Regions from separate parts of the Homo sapiens genome. Here region 1 is linked to region 2. The links are chromatin loops, found by intact Hi-C in ENCODE. Cell type or tissue: HepG2. All regions are shown on one strand.

Region 1 (2,500 bases), 1.2 Mb after region 2:
AGTGCAAAAGGGAAATGTGGGGTCAAAGCCCCCATGCAGAGTCCGTACTGGTGCACTGCCTAGTGGAGCTGTGAGAAGGGGCCTACCATCCTCCTGAACCCAGAATGTTAGATCCACCAACAGCTTGCACCGTGCACCTGGAAAAGTCACAGACACTCAACATCAGCCCATGAAAGCAGCTGGGAGGCTGTACCCTGCAAAGCTTCAGGGGTGGAGCTGCCCAGGACCATGGAAACCCACCACTTCCGTCAGCATGACCCGGACGCAAGATGGGGAGTCAAAAAACATCATTTGAAACTTTAACATTTGACTTCTCCGCTGGATTTTGGAATTGCATGGGGCCTGTAACTTCTTTGTTTTGGCTAATTTCTCCCATTTGGAATGGCCATATTTACCCAATGCCTGTATCCCCATTGCATCTAGGAAGTAACTAACCTGTTTTTGATTTTACAGGCTTATAGGCAGAAGGGACTTGCCTTGTTTCAGATGAGACTTTGGACTGTGGACTTTGGGTTAATGCTGAATTGAGTTAAGACTTTGGGGAACTGTTGGGAAGGCATGATTGGTTTTGAAATAGGAGGACATGAGATTTGGAGGGGCCAGAGGCAGAATAATATGGTTTGGCTGTGTCCCCACCCAAATCTCAACTTGAATTTTATCTCCCAGAATTCCCACATGTTGTGGGAGGGACCCAGGGGGAGGTAATTGAATCATAGTGGCTGGTCTTTCCCATGCTATTCTCGTGATAGTGAATAAGTCTCATGAGCTCTGATGGGTTTATCAGGGGGTTCTGCTTTTGCTTCTCCCTCATTCTCTCTTGCTGCCACCATGTAAGAAGTGTCTTTCACCCTCTTCCATGATTGTGAGACCTTCCCCAGCCAGGCGGAACTGTAAGTTCAGTTAACATCTTTCTTTTGTAAATTGCCCAGTCGCTGGTATGACTTTATCAGCAGTGTGAAAACGGACTAATACAGCCCCTAATAGAAAAATCAGGCACCACCTCAGCCCAGAATTCAGTACTCATTGCTCTAACTCTAGCCTTACAATTGGGAGCAGGCATGAGGCTTAAAATTTACAGACTCAGCCCATGCTTTCATGTAGTACATGCTCATGATGCTATTTGCTGGAAAAGAGGATTTTTAACAGCCCAAGATACTCTAATTAAACATGCTCCTGAATTTATGGCCCTATTGGAGGCAATTATACTTCCTACACAGGCAGTATCTTTCACTGCAAAGCCTATCAGAAGAACAATGATGAAATCTTCATTAAGAACAACGGGGCTGACAAATAAGTAAAAGTGGCAGCCAGGCTCCCCCTTCAGGCAGTTTTATTTCATACCCCAACTCCCTGTCTCTAACTTACCCTGGTTAAATTTGTTTCTTCCAGAATGCAGCAGTTGCACACCAAGCTTCTAAGGATGCAAGAGTATCAGCCAATGATACCCAGACACCTCCACGATTCTCCTTTAGACTTCGCTGGACGTCAGTTCCTTATGGACATCCTCTTCTCCCTGAGTCCCATCCTCCAGCTATGCCCAACAATTTAAGTACCATAACCCAAGACAATGACTCAGAGCATCCCCTGACAAGCCAACAACCTTAGGAATGGTCAGTTCTATGCCCAGGGTAGCAGAAAGTAGTTGGAAGATGAGACCTCTACCCAAATAGCACAGATTTGTCACTGTTGTTCTGTCAGGAGGGAAATGTGTAGCCCTAAGGAGTTAAAAGAAAATTGAAAAATGGGTTTTGCTGGCAGGAACAGAAACAGGGTAGAGGGGAGCAAATGTTCTAAGAAACAGGGTCAACCTCAAATGGCTCACTAGCATCTAAGCATCCTTTTACAAGCACCTAGCTCACAGCCCACCTGCATGCTGTCTGCAAGTACTCAGCTTAAGCAGCACGACCTTAAAAAATTTTCCTCCAGCCCCTGCCTCTTTGCAGGCAGCTTTCCCTCTGCTGTCTTGCCTACTGCTCTCTTGCAACATATTTTCCCCTTTTCTCGAAACAAATCTGCCTTTCTAAACTCATTACTGTCTTAGTAAATTCTTTTATCACCTATGTGCCGGCCTCAGACACTCAGTGACCACCACAGCATATGCATGTATTATGTATATGTATGTATCTTGTGTATATTTGTATCTTATGTATTTATGACATTATATAATCTTGCATATATACCTAATAAATATACAGTAAGTACTCACTTAGTGTCATCAATGGGTCTTGGAAACTGTGACTTTAAGTGAAGTGTTGTATAATGAAACGAATTTACTACAGGCTGATTGATATAAAGAAGAGTCAAGTTACTCCGGCATATTTCTAGTCAAAAAACATCATGAAACTTCTAAATAAAGGTGAAAGCCTTCTAATATTTAACACTGAAATAAATGGGAGCTATACATATATTTAAGAAAGATAAATAAAAGCAAGTAGGATGATTATTTACCCAATTATTTCAGTTCAGAATTGTGGGTGGCCAGAGCCTAACCAGGCAATTC
Region 2 (2,500 bases):
CCAAGGCAGTCCTTCTACCCTCTGCCTTGTGTTGCAGTGGCTGGGACTCAGCGCTCTTCATTTCTGCTTCGCTGGCTGCTCCTTGCAAGTCTCCCCCAGTGGGGGCACTAGAGGGAGACTGGGAGACTGGAGGAGGAAGAGGGGACCTGCTTCTTAAAATTTGCTTCCTCTTCCTGTTGGAAGCTTCATAGTCTTCATCAAGATCCTTATTATTTCTTGCTATTTGTGAACCTCCCTGCTTTCAAGTCCTCTTCAATTGTTTCTTCAGGCCAGACATTCCATATGAGAAGGACTGAGAGTTCAAGGTACTTATGGGGAAGTATGACAAAGCCTTTTCTTCTTTTTACAACTACAATTACTATTAAAAATCTGCCATTTATTGTCTACAAAGTGCTAGGTATTTTAAAAAATATTACCTTATTTAATCCTCACCACAATCCTACAAAAGAATTACTGTTATTTTCATTTACATATGAAGTCATGAAGGTAAAGGTAACTTGAGTTGGGTTTTAAGTGCAGGTCAGGGTAATAACACAAGAGGTGTACATATTAGTGAATTTACTATGGATGTGTAAAGTCATACAGAAATTGGAACATCATGGGGATTTTGAAGACATTTTATGGTTTCAAAGATTTCAAGGATGATGTGTTTTGTTTAAGAGAAGGTAGGATTACCTTGTCAGAGGAAGAGAATTAGTTCCTCGAAGGTAGGGATTTGTTGTTGGGTGAGGAATGGCAAGACTGGTTCAGTCTCAATTTTCAGTATTAGTCGAATACATACTTATAAAATTGACTGGCCCTTTGTATACTCATATGTTTTGTTACTTGTAAGCTATTCCAAAGTGAGGATTGAAATGTTGGTGTTTCTAATACTTCACTCAGCCCTTAAACATGATTTAAAATGATTATCATATTCTAAGCTGTTTTAGATTAAATCTTTGCACAATATGGCTTCATACTTTATATCTTATTTTGGAAAATTTGGCCTGGCTTCCCTTGGGAGGTGGAGATGGTGATCCAGGAAGCTTCTGGAAACTTCCTGGTGATATGCATGAATTTAATATCTATAAGTTTATTAAATCCTGAAGGCAAAGGGATTAATGCAAGGGAGATATATTTAATTATTACAGTGGAAACTTTTTGAGAGGCTTAATGGGGGAAAAACTTCTCCATAGACTAACAAGAAAACATTTGATTTCAAGAGATTTATTATTTGCAATATTAAATTGTGCCAATAGATGGAGAAGTTGTTCCACATAAATCAGAAGGCTTGCCTTCTCTTAAGAGGAATAAAGAAATTCAGGTTTCTGGCAAGTTGAAAATGAATTTCCTTAATAAAAATGTGAAGCAGGAAAACTGGGTTACTTATAAATTTTAACAAGACATAATGTTAACAAGGGACAAGAATTTCACTAATTTCAATTAAGTGTACATGAAACTCTTACTGCCTGTACTGTTTTTGAAATTTGGCCATAGCACTTTTAGATAATGTACATTTGTATTTATCTCTGTATTTATACATGGCCTGTACAAAAAGTGTTTTAAATAATGTACAAAACTTTATAAGATAAAAAAGGTAAAACATGCTTAAATTTAAAACAGTAGAGAAAAAAGAATGGGATGAAGTTGGGGTACAAATCTGGCCTGGAGCTTCCCAGCAGTCAATGCAAATAGAGAAACAGGACCAGTTGCATAACCCAATGTCCATAACAGAAAAACAAGCCAGGTGTTAGGAAAGGTACCATATAGTATGAAGACTAGGAATTATATCCTTTAGGAACTTATGAAGGAGATATTGTGTAAGGTGATAAGTAATTTCCTTACATTACACCCAATGATACTTTTCACATGACTGCTTCCTACAGCAGCTGATAGGTAACACCGCAATGCTATTCTGTCAGAAGAGTTTAAGATGGAGGGGGCAGAGTGAGCATTATGCGTCCCAAAACACTTTCTTGGAGTGTAGCTTTCTGATTGTCTAATTTAATTGAAGGATACAATTTAGAACCCATCAATTCTCCATAAATACTATTTTTCTAACTGAGGATTTGATAAAGATGGAAGGTTGCTGTGAAGATTAAATAACATGTTGCATGCAGAACACTTAGCCTGAGCTTTGCAGGTTGTGAAGCCTTGACGAAAGCCGTCCATGACCAGCCTGAACCACCTACTACCCTTGGATGAAGGACACATGATACCTCCTCTGGCTACTCTTGGATATCTGTGTGGTCTCTTACGTACATGGTGTATTTTTCGAGTCATTTAAACTGGGCTCACCTTGCCATCCCCCTCTAGTAGGATTCTCTTCAGCCTCATGTTCACTCCTTCCTCCTGTTCCAGACCTCCACGGCTCCTTTGTCTTGGTGAATTTAGGCTCTCTCTTGTCATCTTTTCTTGCTTAGTCCTTTGCATGCTTTGTTGGGATCCTCACTGTCTCTGATGTTCCAGAGAACATGGCTGCCCTAGACCCTGAAACCCAAACCAGGCTCCCACTGTCTCA

Evidence for each region. Peaks named below come from ENCODE experiments on the same cell type or tissue, not always from the same donor. Only the 100,000 strongest peaks of a DNase experiment are listed, where the experiment ranks them.
Region 1: it touches region 2 in a loop (11-fold over the local background); 10 of 110 quality-filtered maps call a loop at or near these places.

The regions. Positions count from the first base shown.
Region 1 is chr9:31,118,902-31,121,401 of GRCh38, reverse strand. LOC105376009 (a long non-coding RNA gene) reads left to right here. Exons shown (of 3, transcript XR_929539.2): 3 at 1,390-2,348. Among named protein-coding and RNA genes, the nearest start is that of LINC01243, 260 kb to the left of the region's middle. In HepG2, a CTCF peak has its summit at 1,329 (motif pointing left); no DNase peak of the experiment used is centred here.
Region 2 is chr9:32,349,637-32,352,136 of GRCh38, reverse strand. LOC107987059 (a long non-coding RNA gene) reads left to right here and starts at 113. Exons shown (of 3, transcript XR_001746645.2): 1 at 113-305. In HepG2, CTCF peaks have their summits at 111 and 1,249; no DNase peak of the experiment used is centred here.